2 separate regions of the Homo sapiens genome follow, and region 1 is linked to region 2. Evidence: read pairs that join two places in POLR2A ChIA-PET (ENCODE). Cell type or tissue: MCF 10A. All regions are shown on one strand. Each heading gives the region's core, and the rest is flanking DNA. Links, peaks and the distances in the headings are about the cores only. Region 1 has its middle 13 kb from the start of TFF3. Region 2 holds the start of TMPRSS3 (transmembrane serine protease 3).

Region 1 (12,944 bases), core at 4,394-9,393, 68 kb before region 2:
GTGGACTCTTTCATTCCCATTTCCTTGTCTCAGGGGAGGCTAAGACAACACTGGCTGGTGAGGGCTCCGGGACTCTCGCGTTCTGGTGGGGCTTGGGCTGGGCTCTGCCCGATGGAGGGCAGGGCACGCGGCAGCTCATGCCCAGGGCACAGCGGGACAGAGAGGCAGCCCTGTGAGAGGCTGTCAAAGCCAGGACACTTTTCAGACAGGTGAGTGGAGGTGCTGTGAATAATGATGCCAGGACAAGAGTTGTGGCCAGGGAGTGTGCCTGGCAAACTGGGACCAGGACCCCCTGCCAAGAGGACATTCCACAAGCCCCCCACTGGGCTGCAGTCATTTCCAGAGACTTGAACACTGTGGAACTAGGACAGAGGGAGGAACAGGCACCCCCCCCAACTTTGGAAATGGAGACACAGTCAGGTGATCCCAACACACGTGTGGCATAGCATCATGCCCTGACATATGTGGTCGTGCACAGATGGGGAAGGTACATGGATACATGTGTGTGCATCTGGCCCTGCAATGGGTCGGGGAGCTAAGGAGCCACACAGCACTCACGGGGCCAACCACAGCACTAGGTGTCTTTGTCTTTGTCTCCCATTCTGTGGGGATTGGTTCCTTCTCTTTTGGAAAGAAAAGTCAGTTAATCCTATGGTTTCTAAAGTCACAAAACATAGTTGCCATTTAGGCATAGTTGCCATTTAGGAGTTGACATGTCCAGTCCCATATGACAATCAAAATTCTGAACTTGACTTAAAATTAGATGTTTTCATTTGATGCCATAAAGGAATTAGTGGACATTTTTAGCATGGGGTGGATCTTTGAGTGTGTAGCTCTACGTATATGACACACATATGGATGTAAACGTTTACATGTATCAGTATCTCTTCAAGGTATAGACTGAAATATTATGTATAATCTGTGGAATTGTCTTCAAAATAATTCAGGAAGGATAATTAGAGGTAGTAAGTATAGATAAAACAAGATTGGCCATAAGTTGATACTTGCTGAAACTCATTGATGGGGGTTCATCATACTATTATCTCTACTTTAATATATGTTTGCAATTTGCCATAATTAATAAATTGAACCCTCTCCCTCTCCTGGCCTGCTGCTCCAGGGGTAGGAACAGTTGTTGGGGCAAGGGCAGGGTAGAGGGGAGTAAGGGGAACTGGGAATGGGGAACGGAAGCTCTTCCTATACTGGACTGATGTTTCCCAGGTTGGCTCCACATTCTCTGGGCCCATCAGGTGCTTGAAACAAACGCCTTATCTCATGTGCTGCTTCCGGGGGGTCTTCAGGGGTTCCTCATCTGCAGATCCTTGGACACTGGGGATGCACTTTCCACTAGCTCATCAATTTCTCCTCCCATCCCCGGGAACATGGTGTTGTCTTTGGTTTCTCTGAGATGATGTCTGCTCCCACCTCAAGTGTCTCTCTTGTACAAAGTCTAGGATGACGGACACAGTTCTCTTGAGCTCCATGGCTTACCTGTGGTTCACCGGACACATTTGTGCCTCCTTCACCCCAACACACTCTGGGATGCAGGCAGATCCTAACGGTTCGTCCTGTTCCTCACTAGATATTAGAGTCCCCAAGAGTCAGAAACCGGTGTCCTGTAGCCTCCAACCATGGAGGACATGCACCACGCTCTCTTGGTGGACCCACTAAGACCTCATTCCTAAGACCTGAGACTAGAGACAGGCACACCCCACCCTTACCCCCTGTGGCAAGATGACAGTGAGAGAGACTCACAGCATATCAGCAACTCCTTAAAAATTCTCACACTTAGCATTTTCTACAAAATTCCCTTCCCTTAAACCTTTTGTAGCATCAGTAGAGGCAAAATACTGAAGAATCATCTAACAATTCTCAGCCAAATTGTTTTTGATGTTTCATGGTCTATTGTCTCACTTTGAAATATGACATCTACTGTTTCTTGATGTCTCAGCTAAATCTCCTCTCCAACACCCACAACACCAAGAGTTCCAACTATATTTATTCATTGTGTTACGGGAAAGGCGTCCTGATCCAAACCCCAAGAGAGGGTTCTTGGATCTTGGGCAAGAAAGAATTCAGGGCGAGTTCACAGTGCAAAGAGAAAGCAAGTTTATTAAGAAAGTAAAGGAATAAAAGAACGGCTACTCCATAGACAGAGCAGCCCTGAGGGCTGCTGGTTGCCCATTTTTATGGTTATTCTTGACGATATGGCAAACAAGGGGTGGATTATTCATGCCTCCCCTTTTTAGATCATCTAAGGTAACTTTCTGACGTTGCCATGGCATTTGTAAACTGTCATGGCGCGGGTGGGAGTGTAAAAATGAGGACGACCACAGGTCACTCTCGTGGCCATTTTGGTTTCAGTGGGTTTTGGCCGGCTCCTTCACTGCAACCTGTTTTATCAGCAAGGTCTTTATGACCTGTATTTTGTGCTGACCGCCTATCTCATCCTGTGACTTAGAATGTCTTAACCGTCTGGGAATGCAGCTCTGTAGGTTTCAGCCTCATTTACCCAGCTCCTATTTAAGATGGAGTTGCTCTGGTTCATATGCCTCTGACAATTGGATTCTGTATTTAGATATAAAACCCAAAGACAGAGGTCTAAATGTGTTTCTTGAGGGCTCCTACTGGGCAGATAACTGTGACAGACTTTGGTGAGAGAGAACAAAGGCAAAAAATGTGTAGCTCCTTCCCATGAGAGACTTTGGAGTATAAGGGAAGACTAGATGTGCAGACAAATTATGGACTTTACCGAAGGGCCTGAAAGAAGAATTGAGGAAGCAGAGACGTGCCTATTCAAGGATGAGAAGACCATGGATTCTAAAGGTGGTAATTTTCTCAAAATAAACTATATATTCAACTTATTTTCTATCAAAGTCTCAAAGGAAGATTGTAATTAAATGTCACAAACTGACTTCAGGATTTAAATGAAAAGATAAAGCACCAAAAATACCTAGTAAAAGTTTAAAGAACGGTTCCCAGGAAGAGGAAAAGAAGAATCAGAAGATATCTATCCTATCAGACATTAAGACTGATTACAAAACTACTGTGTTTAAAGCAGGGAAGTACGGGTGCGGGGATAAAATCAGACAACTGGAGCAGAACAGAAAGGTCAGAAATAGATCCATACACATAAGAAAATGTGGATAATATATTTGATATCAATGGGGAAACAGGACAATTGAATAAATGGTACCATGACAATCAGTTATCTGTATTTTAAAAAGACAAATTCAGATCCCCACCTAATGACGCTAAGCTATTTTTAATTATCTACATTGAAAAAGGTAAATTTAGAACCACAATTTAACAACCCATTAACAAGTTTTCCTCTCTGCCCTGGCTGGCTTCCTGGGGAGCTGGACGAGCTCTGCCTGGGTGCTCAGTGCCCCTGAGCCAGGACACTTAGTACTGCGGTCCGTCCCGTTTATGCTGTGTGGCTCCTCAGCTTCCTGACCCATTGCAGGGCCAGATGCACACACATGCATCCATGTACCTTCCCCGTCTGTGCATGACCATGTATGTCAGAGCATGACAATATGCCACATTTGTGTTGGGATTGCTTGTCTGTGTCTCCGTGCCCAAAACTGGGGGAGTGCCTGTTCCTCCCTCTGTCCAAGTCCCACAGTGTTCAAAGTGAATTACAGGCCCAAAGTGAAAAGTAAAACTTTAAGTCACTAAAAGTAGAGATAGTCAACCAGCTCATACTAGACCCTGCCCTTCTTGATATAACAATGAAAACTCTGGAAAAAGCACAAAGCAATGGCCTGATGGCACTGGAAAGTGAGAAAAACAAACCAAGCACAGCTGTCTGAGATCCTGGAGGGGAGCTGACCCTGGAAGAAGGAGAGGGAATGCTGCGAATTTATTTCTGTATGGGATTTTGCCTGAGGGTAGGTCACAGTGGGTGTTGTATAGTTGCGGCTAAAACACCAGTGGAAACCTGTGGTCCTTCAGGCTGGAGAATCACTGTACTGAGAAAAGGGCAAACCCAGCTGCAGGAAAGCGAAAGAGGAATCCCAGAAAGGAGAGAGCTAGAGAGGAGAAGCTCCAAATTCTGTGTGAAAACCCTTCCCAAGTCTCTCTCTGACCCATGGACCATCCACATACAGGACAGACTCTGGCTAAAGATGAAGAAACTGAAGTTTGAATGACACCCAAGAAGCAGAGTTTGACGTTTGAATCCAATGGAGATGATTGCCTGTCAAAACAAACATACAAAATAAATAAACAGGCAAACACAACTATCTTCAGAGGAATAGAACAGAATCTGCATTCCCCACAACGTAGCAACACAATGTCCTGGCCACAATCGGAAATTACTAAACACACAACCAACAGGAATGTCTCATGCGTTCTGAAGAGAAAAAAAGCCATCAACCTGAGATGACCCAGACATTGCAATGACCAGATAAAGATTTTAAAACAATTAGTATAAGTATGCTTGAGGAAATAAAGAAATATTGCTTATAATGTATGTAAAAATAGAAAATCCCAGAAAAAGAAAATTTAAAAACTGTGTAAAAATAACCAAGTAGAAAGTATAGAACTGAGGGGAGTCAGGTGTGGTGGCTCATGCCTGTAATCCCAGCACTTTGGGAGGCTGAGGCGGGTGGATTACGGGAGGTCAGGATTTCAAGACCAGCCTGGCCAACATGGCAAAACCCCGTCTCTACTAAAAAATACAAAAAACAAAAAATTAGCTGGGTGTAGTGGTGCACACCTGTAGTCTGAGCTACTTGGAAGGCTCAGGCAGGAGAATCACTTGAACCCAGGAGATGGAGGTTGCAGTAAGCCAAGATCACACCACTGCACTCCAGCCTGGGCAACAGAGCAAGACTCTGTCTCAAGAAAAAAACAAAAAGAACTGAGAAGTATATGTGTGAATAATAAATCTACAGTGAATATAAACTAAATAAATAAGTAAATGAAAGAATAGTAAATATGTACATGAAAGTAAAACGTATTGAAGTCTTAGAGTAAAGTGAAGATGACAGAGGAAAGTCAATTAACGTAAAAGATAGCACACTTTAAATTATCCAGTTTGAAGAATAGAAAGAAAAAAAAGGTTGAAGAAATGAACAAAGCCCCAACTACCTGTGGGACAATATCATAAAGTCTGACAGCGTGAAATCAGAAAAAAAAAAAAAAAAAAGTGGCCAGACATGGTGGCTCATGACTATAATCCCAGAACTTTGGGAGGCTGAGGTGGGAGGATCACTTGAGGCCAGGAGTTCGAGACCAGCCTGGCCAACAAAACGAAACCCTGTCTCTACTAAAAATACAAAAAAATTAGCTGGACATTGGGATGCACACCTACAATCCCAGCTAGTCAAGAGGCTGAGGCACGAGAATCTCTTGAACCTGGGAGGCGGAGACTGCAGTGAGCCGAGATTATGCCACTGCACTCCAGCCTGGGTGACAGTGAAACTCTTTCAAAAAAAAGAAAAAAAAAAAAGCCAGAGAAAAAATTAAGAATGCTGAATCTTTGAGAAGATATTTCTTTTTAAAAGATAAACCTCTAACGAGACTGGTCAGGAGAAAAAATAAAGAAAACACAAGCTACCAACATCAGGAATGAAAGATAGGCTATTACTATCATGGTACAGACATTAAAAGGATAACTAGATAATATTTAGAGTAACTTAATACCAACAAATTTGGTAACTTAAATATGAAATGAACAAATTCCCTGTAAAACACAATTTACCAAAATGGACACAGACAAAAAATAGGAAACCTAAATAGTCTTATGTCTATTAAAAATTTTGAAGTTGCTATCAAAAACCTTCCTACAAAGAAAATCGCAGGCTTGAGTGGTTTCACTGTTGCATTCTACCAAACACAAATGAAGACCTTTAATCCATACAAACCTAGGAAAAAGATGAGCTGGGCATATTTTCCGACTCACTTTATGAGGCCATCATAAGCCTAATATGAAAACTTGACAAATATATTATGAATAATGAAAGAGCAACATCAACACAGATTGAAAAATACTTATAAAAATATTAGCAAATTCAACCCAGCAAGATATAAAAACAATATGTCAAGATGTAGATTTTTTTTTCTAAGAAAAACAAGGTAGAGTTTAACATCAAATAATCAATGCAGTTTAACAGAAAAAAATTTTAAAACATGTAATCATTTCAATGAATGTGTAAAAAGCGTTTAACAAAATTAACACTGATACATGATAAAAATTCCCAGAAAACTCGGAATAAAGAGATCATTCTTAAGCTAATAAAGGAAATCTACAAAAAATACAACATTATACTAACTGGTGAAATATTGAATATTCTCCTCCTAAAATCTAGGCCAAAGCAAGAATTCCCACTCTCATCACTTTTATTTAACATTGTAATGGTGCTTCTAGCAATGGTATAAAGCAAGGAATAAAAGGCATAAAGATCAGAAAGGAAGAAGGAAAACTGTCTTTATTCAAGGAAGATCATTTGATTTTCAATTGCCTGTTGCTAATATATGAACACCATTGATTTTTGTATATTAACTTTGTTTCCTGTAACCTTGTTTTAAAGAATTTTTTAAATAGATTTTTTAAAGGATGCTCTAAAATAGCACAAATCATGAAGGTGCAGTTGATAAATCTGACTCAATTACAATTAAGGATATCTATTCATCAAGACATGATAGAGGAGTAAAAAAAAAAGTCTAGTCATGAACTAGGAAAAGATATTTGAAACCCATGTAACTGACAAAGGATTGCTATAAAGGATAGGTAAAGAACTCCTTCAAACCAGTGAGAAAAAGACAAATAACATGATTTTTTAAATATACAAATAGGATTGCCACTGAAAAGAAAAGCTAGGTAGTCAATAAGGATATGGAAAGAAGCTCAACCTCACAAAAAGTCAAGGAATTACAAATAAACCAATGTTAAAATATCACTTTACTTAACATCAGATTGCACTGATTACCAAATGTCGACAAGTTGTGGAGAAATAGAAACTCTTATGCAAATCTGGCAAAAAGGTAATTGACACACCCTCTTTGGCAAGCATTTTGACAACAGCCAGTAAATTGAAGAAGTCCGTATTGTTCTGATAGAAAGAAACTGGAAACATTATACCTAGTTGCCTATCAATTGGGGATTGAATCCTGTGGAATATTATACACATGTTAAAATGAATGAAGCAAATATATTTTTATTAATGCAAATACATTTCAAAAGTTAAAAATAAGATATAAGTTGAAAAGGCTGCATACTAGGATACCATTTCTGATTATTTTAAAAAACAACAAAATAATACCATGTATTGTTTATGGGTATCATGGGAATAATGCCCACTGACTCAGGAAGAGTGGTTAATTCTGGGGAGGGAGGAAAAAGGATGGATTAAAGGAGTACTTTTATGATTTTATTTCTTTTTAAAATGAGAGGCATTTTTAAAGTGAGAGGCATCAAGGCATAAGTAACTGACAAGTTGATGAATCTGGGTAGCACATATATAGATGACACTACATTAGATACCATTCAAGGAAAGGCATTTGACATATGGCTATTTAAAATTTTTATTTAAAGAAATCCAAATAACGCAGGTGGTGTGGGCAGCAAGTCCCAGCTGCTGGGTGTGAGAGAGGCTGGGAGAAGCCAGCCCTGAGGCTGGGAGTGGCACATGGGTCCTGGTTTGGGGGCCATTCTCATGCTTCATCCCGGTTGCCTGGCCAATACCCCAGGGGTTTATCTGGTGAGGGATGGGGAAGGGACCACTGACAGAGTAGGAGCATTGCCATCTTGGACAAGCACCGCCATTTTAAAGTTCACCTTGATCAAAAACTGCCTAAATCCAAAGGGCATCAGCCTAATGGCTAAGGTCAGCAGGACCATAAACCACAAATGACATCTCTGACCAGAAACTTTCCAACCATAAGAAATAAACTCCTCCCCGACCAGAGGCATGCCAGGCCCAAGATAACCTCCCCTCCAGCCAGAGACATTCCAACCCCACCATAAAGTTCTCCCCAACACGGAAACATTCCAAGCTTGTGATAAGCTCTCACCCTAAAACCAATAAATACTCTTAGTCTGTAAGAGAGAGTGCTCCTGACCAAAGTGACCAGAAGCCCCTCTCAGGTTTATTCTCCAAAATCAACCTGTCTTTGACTGTTGAGCCACTTTTTGCATTTCTTTCCTCTTTCTTTAACTCTTACAACCACTTTTAAATCCCAGAAGCATCCAGCTTGATGGCAAATAAAAGTCTTAAGTCCTTTCACATTTTAAAATTTTAATTCCCAGGTCTTTGGGCCCCTGCAGTGCAATCTCAACTTTCTCTCTATATTAGCAGAGTCGACAGATCCACCTGAGGATGAGTGCCTGACTGTGTCCTGGACAAGCAAGGAGCTTGAACTAGAGAGGGAATTAACATCCCAGTGGAGAAGCACTAGAAAGAGTCAATGTTTAATACAAGTAATCTCTGGATCAAATGCACCATGGGTGTGTCACCCATGCTGTGCCCCAGGTCATCCCTCCCCTCGAAGTCTGTCAGAGAACATAAACTAAAGATTATTTTTCTGACTTCTTGAAAATGACCATTACTTTGTTCAAAGAGAAGAAGGGTCATTGGTGGCTGCTCACCACTAGAGGAGAAGAAACGGTCTCTTTGATTTTTCATGGGAATCTAGAAATAGAATGGTCAGAATTGAAAGTACCTTACATCTCATAAAATGCAACCATAGCTGGTGCCTAATCCCACCACATTCTCTGCAATTGTTAGCCTAGATGACTAGAGAGTAGTTTTTAGGGAATTCAAAAGAAATTGAAAGCAGGGCCCACCCTTAAGAAATATGTTGTCTACCAAAACAAAAACATGGTGGGACTATCAGAACTGCAAAGTGACTGTATGAGATGGCCCAGATGGAAACCACACATGACCTCTGGAGCCTTACCCTGGGGCTTCCCTGTTTGTGCAGAGAAAAGGGTGATTTCCCTGTGTGGAGGAGGAGCCCCTTACAGTCGGCTACCTTTCCAGGGCTGGTGTCCACAGGACTCTGGGTGGTTTGTGCTAAAGGTGCCCTGTGGACATTTCTTAGGTTTGAGGCAGGCATGCCTCTCACTTGACTCTTCCTACTCACCATCAGCTCCATGTTTCAAAGGATGCTTTTTCCCTGCTGTAATGTATTCATCTCATTCACTGTTTACTCCATCCAGGAACTGAAAGCAAAGTGTGAGATCACAAAATATGGCAACATCTTCAGGCAAGAGCCTACCTTAATTGCCAATGCCTCCTGGTGGCTCTTCATTATAGAGGCAGCCCATGTTCTCAAGACTTATAATAGCCCTGTTTTACATATCAAATGGCAAGAAGCTAAATACCAACTCTCCTTAATACATTATTCATACTTCCGTGGCACTCATATGATATCTTGTTTTTCAATGTCTTAAGGAGTTTTACCAAAGAGTTAAGATTTGTTGAGTTCCTATGGACAGAAGTATTATTGAACAAAGAATATCAGTCAATATTTATTTAACATCCACTGTGTGCACAGCCTTCAGTCCAGGTGCTGTGGGAGGTTACAAAAGAAGAAGATGATATGGTCAGTGTTGATAAGAAAGCTGCAGTCATGGAGGCATCATAAACTCCAACTCAGCCCCCAGCATTATGAAATCCATGCAGCATTCATATCGATATGTCGTGTCCTCTAGCAGCTCAACATATTAAGAGGGGTTGAGAAGGTAAATATGGTCATTTAAAAAATCAATTCACAGATACACATACAGTCAACAGGGAGGAAAAATATGTGGTTTTAGGCCTCAATGTTAGCACAACACTCCTAATAGAGGAAGTCTTAAAGGGAAAGAAGACTCTGAATTGGCTCTGCCAGGCAGAGGTGATCTGACTGAGTCAATGGAGATGTGTTACTTGAGAGGTGAGAAAGAGGATAGTAAATGGAGATGCAACAAGAAAATACCTTTCTCCAGGGCAGCAGGGCAGGGCCAGACAGTCCTGAGACTCAGAGTAGAAATGGTGGATGATGCCCTGGACAGCCCTTGGGCAGAAGAGTACTTGACTTCCAGATGGCAGCTGCTCAAGAACCCAAGGTGCAGTGGCCATGACCTGGGCTCTTCACTCTCCTCTACCCTCTTAGGTTCTTCAGCTCTCTGCAAATTAAACTTGTTAAAAAGGAAGATTAACAGGAGAAAAAGAAAACAAACTTGATGTTGATATTTTAATTTTTAAGTGCATAGAGACCTTCATAGAAAAGAAATGAAGATCCCAAGAAGTGGTTACACCTAGGGGCTTATATACCACTTTAACAATAGGTAATAAATTATGGAGAAGTGATAAGGGGAAGGGAAAGAAATTTGGAGTCCTAGAGGTGGGAAATTGTGGGAAGGTAAATATCTGAGGGAAACTAATGGAAGATGAGGGTTATTTTAGTAAAGTTCATTTGTGCAGACCCATCTCAGTGCCAACTTTCAGTCCCCTGGTAGGGGAGAGAGGAAGAAATACCTTCACAAAGGAAAATTTATGTCCTGCTTTGAGGCAGATTAAGGAGGCCAAAGTGCTCTTTCTGCATTTGATGCTTCTTCATTGCCTTCATCTCAAAATAATTCCTATTCCAAAGCGGCATATCTCGGGGATAGCAATTCTGATCTCCTTCACTTTCATCTCTGCTGAGGTACAGGAAGACTGACAGGTGATGCCCCATAGGGTCTAGAGACAGAAAAGTGGAATTCAAGTTTTGTGGGTGTCATTGGACATCCAGCCATAGTTTCCTGCTGGATAATAATGATGCCTTCCTTGCCCACCCTCGCAAGGTAGGTGTGAGGCTCAAGCAATGGTAGGCAGTGCAACCTGAAGGGTGAAGCACTGTCCACCTGCTGTTAGCAGATGTCATTGCTGTTATAAGAAGTAAACACACAATGACTACTCTATAGTGGTTGTGACTGTCTCAAGATGCAAACTCTGTAGACATACTCAATCAGTCCCTCATGATTCTGTTCAGTTTGACTTGACCTAACTCACCGGCCAGCCTCCTGGGCTGTCTCCCCCTCGAGGTTTCATGCCCAGAGTGACTGTTCACTCCTGGAGCAGATCCTTGCCTTCACCATCCCTTCTAGCTCTTCTCCTGAGCCTCCTCTGCTTGGGTGGGAGTGGCTCTCAGCTCAGCTCCCTGCCACCCCAGCTGCAGGAGGATGGAAGTCATTGATTGCAGTAGGGTGTGTGTGAAAGTGGGATGGGTAAATGAAGACAATAAACCATCTTGACCTGGCCCGAAGCTCACAGGTTTGGAGCCTTGCAGTGCAGTGCTGACCTCTGAGCCCAGAAGTCAGTTTTCCAGCAAATGGCATGGCTCTGGTGGCTGAATGATTAAAAACCTTCAGCAAAGGAGGCTGAATGCCTGCTGATCATCAGACTTTTATAGATTCCAGGTAAAGCAAAGGCAGGAAGAGAGGCAGGGACCCTGGGCTTGTTTATTTGACATAATGAGGGTTATTTGGTCATAATTCAATACACTCAATGTGCCAAGGTACAGTTTGCAAAAGAACACAGCCATAAAGCAGGTGAGTTCAGAGAAATCCAGAGATAATACAAAGCTCATGGGGTTATTGTGAGTGACAAGGAATGCAGAAGCAAGCACTGGGATCGCATTTCCCAACCCCCACCCCACTCCTTTTTTTTCTGAGACAGAGTCTCACTCTGTCACCCAGACTGGAGTGCAGTGGCATGATCTTGGCTCGCTGCAACCTCCAACTCCAGGGTTCAAGTGATTCTCCTGCCTCAGCCTCCTGAGTAGCTGGGAATACAGGTGTGCACCACCACGCTCAGCTAATTTTTGTGTCTTTAGTAGAGACGGGGTTTTGCCATGTTGGCCAGGCTGGTCTTGAACTTGCGACCTCAAGTGATTCGCCCACCTCAGCCTCCCAAAGTGCTGGGATTACAGGCATGAGCCACCGCGCCCGGCCCCCAAACCTTTTTGACTTGTGAACACATTTCACAGGGAAAAGAAACCCATCTTACCCATCTTGTTTGGAATTTTACAAAAACTTATTTGCAGTAACCTTGTCTGGCATAAGATAAGATGAACTGATATAAAACTATTTTATTTTAGATAAGCGTTTCATCAAAAATGCAATAATTCAGATTATGGTCATTTGTTTTCCTTTTTAACCTTATTTTTAATTCTAGAGAAATTTTGATGTGCTCTATGAGACTTTTAAGCCAATCCATCAGATAACTTACCTATTGAAAAGCATAAGATGAATTGGCACTATTGTCATTTTTATTATTATTGTCTTATCCTCTTCCTCATTAGCACCTTTCTTCTCTTCTCTCTTCCTTCCTTCATTCCTCCCTCCCTCTCTCTCTTTCTTTCTTTCTCTCTCTTTCTTTCTTTCTCTCTCTCTTTCTCTCTCTCTCTTTCTTTCTTTCTTTCTTTCTTTCTTTCTTTCTTTCTTTCTTTCTTTCTTTCTTTCTTTCTTTCTTTCTTTCTTTCTTTCTTTCTTTCTTTCTTTCTCCTTTTTTGACAGTTTCACTCTTGCCCCTAGGCTGGAGTCCAATGGCACGATCTCAGCTCACTGCAACCTCTGCTTCCCAGGGTCAAGTGATCCTCCTGCCTCAGCCTCCCGAGTAGCTGGGATTACAGGCACACACCACCATGCCTGGCTAATTTTTGTATTTTTAGTAGAGACAGGGCTTCACCATGTTGGCCAGGCTGGTCTCAAACTCCAGACCTCAAGTGATCCATCCACCTTAGCCTCCCTAAGTGCTAGGATTACAGGTGTGAGCCACCTCGCCCGGCCCCCTACATTTCTTGACTGGTATTTCTTTTCCTTTCTGCTGTTAACCAACAGCTATTCTGATGAAAAATTAATCAATATATTGCTAAAATCATAGAGCTTTGAAGCACTTGATGACCAAAACTGATGTAACTACTAGGACCTTGAGCTGAGCAGGGGCTGCAATCTCAACATCAGACAA
Region 2 (5,909 bases), core at 540-5,539:
TACAGTCACAGGGGTAGAAACTGTGTAAACTTCCCAGCTGTGTAAACTTAGACACCGGAAAGCTCAAAAACAGATGAAAGTTTTGACCTAGCAGTTCCACTTCTAGGAATTTATCCTAAAATGTCACCATAGATATACGCAAATATCGACCCCCAAGGACACTTAGAAGAATGGCACTTATAATATTGATGCACAGGAAACGGACCAAATTACCCACAAAAAAGAACGGGTGAAATAACAAATGAGGTACACATATAATGGAATACCTATAGGAGGACAAGATGATATAGAAAACGGTTGGAGAGATTTTCTGTAAAGGACCAGACAGTAAATACAGCACTTAAACTTTATGGGCCATGCGGTCTGTCCTAACGACCCCACTCTGCTGTTATGGCGTGAAAGCAGCCACAGACAGTATGTGAACAAATGAGCATGTCTGTGTTCCAATAAAACTTTATTTACAAAAGAAGGGGGTGGGCCAGATTTGACCCATCAGCCATAGTTTGTCAACATCTAGAAAATATTTAATTATTTAATGCCATAGAAAGGTGAAGGTGATATTGTTAAAATTTTTTAAAAGCTTCAAAATAATACAAATAGTACATGTTACTTCCAAAGGAAATATAGATATATAGATAGAAAAAGGCAAGAAATTCAATAATAAATTGCTAATAGGATTATCTCTGAGTAATGATGCCGTCGTGGGTAATTTTTAAAAATCTTTTCAATGAACTGTATTTTCTAAATTGTTCTTCTAATGAACAATACATTACTCTATTTACAAGGAAAAGTTTTTGTTCCTCCCCACTACTTAGTCATAGCAAAATAATCAAAAAATAAGAGAAAGGAATATTATAGTGCTATTAATATTCATATTATTTATATTATAAAATATTAGGAACAACTATAGGTCAAACTATGATCAAATGGCTGTGTAAATTGCATATCTACTTGATGGAATACTGTGATTCCATAAGAAAAAATTTATAAAAACCTTTTATGGAAAAAACCCACCTGCCTATATCTGTACTGTGCATGAAACCACACATACGGGCAAAAGCAGGAAGAGACTTTGCAGACATAAAAACCAGGTAAGTTTTGGGAGTCAGGTGATTGCAAGATTTTTTTTTCTTTCATTGACACTTAGCTAATTTTGAGCCATATTTTTAAATGTGTGTCTTTTCAGTTACTTGAAACCTCTTCTCCCACCTCCCATCCTTTCCAAACCTCCTCCAAGCCAATTTTCCAGTTGGTTTAAAAGAAATCATTAGGGTGACCCCCACTCCCACTTTCTGGAACCTCAGGCAGAGCTCCTGTGGTTCCTCCCTAGCACCAATGTGTCAGGAATCTGCCTGCGTCCAAGCCCTGACTTCCAGAACCGGCAACCCCACAGCTCCCTTTGACCAGTCCTGACTATCTCTGGTCAAAAAGATCCTAGCCGTATAGGTTGCTAGAGAGTCCACTGTTTTATCAGGCATTTGTGACTTATTTACGAAACCAACTTTTTTCCTTCAGTTGTTAGGAGCCACTCCGTCATCTGCTGCTGGATTTTAATCTAGGCCTCTAATATCTTTGGCGACATCCAGTTTATCCTGAGTTTTCGGAGGGACTGGTGGCCACTGCTTCTCAGGACTTCCTGGAGGACTCAGAGATTTCCTGGCCAGGATCTGACCTCCTTCAGGATTGACAGGACAATTGTGGAGCCCCAGTCTCTGAAAACCTCCAACAAGAGAAGAAAACACCGGTCTCCAGGGAGAGAGCAAAGGGCTTAACGAAACGATCCCCTCTCCAATGCCCCTTCTCCCTGAGATTCTGCAGATCTAGGGAAGTGCAGGTGTCCAGCCTGTGGGTGTCAGAATGGCTGGGGAGATATTTCCCCCACAGGGACAGTCAGTCACATTGGTCACCTACATGAGGGTATGGGCAGAAATCACAGAGTCCTCACCTGGGTCCACTTACCTGGTGCAACAGGACTTATTTTCAAATCATCAAGGCCAAAAAGCGATCGGAATGAGAAGGGGGCTTCAACAGCAGGCGGATCATTTTCCCCCATGGTGACTATTTCAGGACCTCTGACATCCGGCTCCGCCTCCACCTCTACCTCCTTAGCCGAGGAAGAACAGAAAGCATTTGTTCCCCTATTTATACTTGTAGCATCAGGTGCATCTTGGTCATACGGTAAATCTTTGAAATTCGACAGTCCACACAAAGCGCATTCAGTATCGATTAACCAAAAACAGTCATCTGGTGAGAATGCATTTTCGTCTGAGCTACAGCAGATAACAGAAAAGCTTCTAGAATTAGCAAAAAAAAAAAAAAAAAAAAAGTATGAACTTAATTCTGCTAAGACAATGACTTTCCCATTGTTTGTCCAACCAATCTTCAAATCGATTGCTTTAGAGGGACTCCCTCTCACCATTTAGAAGTTGCCATATTGCTATTGTTCAGAAGATAAATTACTCTCAAAGCCCTTTCCATTGCTTTTTTGCGATTGTTTTCACCTGTCCCACATAAACGCAATTCTTTCCCTGTGCGTGTGGTACACCTACCATAAGCATAAGTAGTTTCGGTACTCACATAATTCCCGAGTCCCAAAAATGTAGATGGCACCACGGAAGAGATAGTAGGCCACAGTGTTACTGGCTTCCCATAAACACAGCCCTTTCCTGGCTCACACGGGCATGACCTAATTAAGAACGAAAGTACCCGAGCCGTCCGGTGCCCGGTCCTTCCCCCACATAGCAAAGTGGGGAGTGGCTTTGGACCAACGGCTTGCATCAAAATAACCCCGGGGCTGTGTTTCCTACGAAAGAATTCCACCTATCACAATGCCAAGGAGACCAGAGACCTTTCTAAGTCATTCCCTGTAACTCTGAGAGGGCGGAGGAAGCAGGGAAATAGCAGAAGATTCCCAATTAAATTCTAGTTCCCTCTCCCAGATATCAGGCATGGCTGCTCTGGGAACCTGCTTCCTCCAAGGGCTAAAATCCACAGGGGCTCCAGCAGGCACATCAGCACAGACACTCAGATCATCCGCTTTCATTCCCTTTGTGACTACCTGTTGTAACGTTTGAAATTCCAAAGGGATCTAGTAAGCCATTTGAAGCAACCCGTGTTTCCCAAGATCATAGTAAAATCTAAACAAGAGTTCTGTGCCAAAAATGTTCATTTCATTTCTATCGCAAGAAGAGCTTGAAAGAGTAACTTAGAAAAGCAAGAAGTTCATGTTGGGCCATTTTCTGGCTTTCATTCTTGCTGATACCTCTGTTTATTATCAGCATGTAGCAAATTACATCGTTTATCCATATAAAAAGAATAAGTGGGCAAATGGCTTCTGAAAGATGGAACCTGGGTGAGAACATCCCCTCCCAAACAGGCTGTGGTTGGCAAGCTGTACAACACTGAGAAGTGTTGAGAAGCATCTTCTCTCCTCACACCCATTTTACTCACCATTTCTGGAGCTGCCATCATTAAAAGCAGAAATAATTTCCTTTTTCATTATAAAAACAAGTGTGATGGTAAGCAGGCCGCCAACAGGTTAGTCCAATCGGGGAATATTTTCCCCAAGTCACTCAGCCTTGTCGACTCAATCATCGCAGCAAATGGCATTATCGCGGGCATCTGTGTAACCCAAGCTGCCGTGGGCCTATCAAATAGCCCTTGGTGGTATGGCTGCAGAGACCAGGGAGGGAAAAATGTGGCTTCCCTTTAATTAGTCAGTAAGGTGAGCAAACCTTTTCAGAAGCTTTGCATCAGGGAGTGATCGGAACACAGCCGCTCCTTTTACTTGAAAGAAGGGGTAGGCTCTGCCCAGTGCTGAGCATGTGACCGTCAAGAGGGCAGACATACTCTCTGGTGGGGGTTTCTGTCCCTCCCTGTAACTGAGCCCCCAAGTTCAATTCTGCAGCTACTCCTGCAGACAAAAGATGGGGAGCCTGAAGATGCTCATCACAGCCTGCGCTCCACAAAAGACACGTCATGTTTCCTTCCTCGGAGGCCTCTGCATCCCAAGAGGCTTCTGCACACAGCACTGCTTAAAGGGGTTTAACCGCTGCTGTGGGGACCAGAGCGCTGAGCATCTTTGAAGGGCTGAATTTACCATTGTGGATGGCAACTCGCAAATCCATGCATTTATTCAGCAAATATTTAGCAAGCATCTGCCATGGGCCAGACTCTAGACACAGTGCAGCCAGCAAGAAAAACAAAGTGCTCCCATGGGGCCCCAGATGTTAAGCGCTAGGAAGAGATTAGGCCGGGGAGGGTCTGAGAGAGATGAGGGCAGAGTGGTACAGGACGGCCTCTAGGGAGAGTGTTGTTTCAGCAGGGACCTTGATGATGTTTTAGTAGAGACCTTGGTGACCAGTGAAGTGAGTCTTGTGAAATTCCTCCAAGGAGGGCGACCACCAGCTCCAAAGCCTGGAATAGGGGCCACGCTGGAGTGTTTGAGGAACCCCAAGAGGGGCCGTGAGCCTAGAAAGCAGGGAACAGGGAATAGCCGATGGCAGATCCCAAGGCCCAGGGGCATGGGAAGGGCTCTGGTTTGCCTTTGATGTGTGGAAAGCCTTGGGCGATCTCAATGGGGCAAATTTGGGTTGACAGGCAGGGCATAGAGTGGGGTAAGGATGGGGGGACACAAGGACAGCCACAAGGAGGCTGCACCTCATGGGCCACAAGGGCCATGACTCGGCACGAGTGGTGATGACGGTGAGGACTGGCTGCCTGAGGTTGATTTTGAAGGCAGAATTGGCAGGATGTGCTGACGGCAAACGCCTGAGAGATGCGTCCAGGCAGTCCTTGATTAAGACAGTCTTACTTTCTCCGTCCCAGTAGGTACCTGCCCACACACCTGTCAGTGCCTTTGGGTGTGATCTATGGTCTCCTTCAAGCTCACACATCTCTCCTTCACCTATTTCCTGACTACTCTTTCTGGTCCCTCAACGAATGTTTGCCCTCAAAGGCAATGACAGGAAATTTAACATGTCATTCTTTCTTTGCTTTTACCTGTGTGTTATAGGAGATGCTCCCCGCTGGAGTACAGCTCTGGCGGGACAGAGTCTGGAATGCACTTTCACTCCTAAGACCCCGCCGTGCCCAGCACAGCCATGTGTGTGTGACAGGGGCTCTGTCTGCATAGAAGAGCTGATCATAAACCCTGGGGGGACAAATAACACCAAATCGACATACAATAACCAACTACGAGGGCATGTTAACACGTGTGTCAGATGTAGGTCAAAGGTCAAGCCAGCTCCCCACGGGGTAGCAGGGAGAGGCCCTACAAGGGTGGCTGGTCTTCCTTGCTGTAAAATATCCTCTCAGAAAGTTTACCGACAAATCAATTCCACTGAGCTCAAACTAAAATTTTGAGGAACCAAACAAATAAGCTTATCTGGGGCCCAGCGCGTGATAGTTACGCAGCCAGTGCCATGAGCAGACTTGGTTTCAGGGCATGAGCGCCTTATCCTATCCTGATGTCTCCTGGGAGCCCCATGAAGCTTTAGTAACGATTTGCAAACAGCTTGAGTTACAGGCACATTCTCTTCAGTAAGTGAGGGAGGAAACTGGTAGACTCTTCCCTGATGGGCTTGGAAGATAACTTTTCAAGTTAGGAAGGCAGGATGAAGCTAGATGTAGGCATCTTCTGGCCTACACAAATAAGATTTTTTTAAGAGAAATGCATAGAAGCATTTTTCATTTTAATATGTTATAAACATAACACAATTGCTCAAAACAGGGTTTATTATTTAGAAGAGAAAAATATACTTGAGTAGAGACTATATTTCATACCCAAATCTACTTTTTCCCTCTGGGTCACAAGCTTTCTCTATTTGCAGACTTTCAAATTCAAGATAAATCATTTGATTGTGGAATTATTTCATCTTTTGAATTCCTCAAAGAAAAAGGATAATGAA

Evidence for each region. ChIA-PET counts read pairs that join two places held together with the same protein. Peaks named below come from ENCODE experiments on the same cell type or tissue, not always from the same donor. Only the 100,000 strongest peaks of a DNase experiment are listed, where the experiment ranks them.
Region 1: POLR2A ChIA-PET joins it to region 2 with 5 read pairs; 9 of 35 experiments call an interaction of 5 or more read pairs at or near these places.

The regions. Positions count from the first base shown.
Region 1 is chr21:42,321,601-42,334,544 of GRCh38, forward strand. No RefSeq gene overlaps it. Among named protein-coding and RNA genes, the nearest start is that of TFF3, 13 kb to the left of the region's middle. In MCF 10A, for the core only: no CTCF peak of the experiment used is centred there; no DNase peak of the experiment used is centred there.
Region 2 is chr21:42,393,365-42,399,273 of GRCh38, forward strand. TMPRSS3 (transmembrane serine protease 3) reads right to left here and starts at 2,688. Exons shown (of 13, transcript NM_001256317.3): 1 at 2,578-2,688; 2 at 1,960-2,104. The coding sequence starts at 2,053. RefSeq lists an enhancer at 781-1,980. In MCF 10A, for the core only: no CTCF peak of the experiment used is centred there; a DNase peak (open chromatin) is centred at 2,757.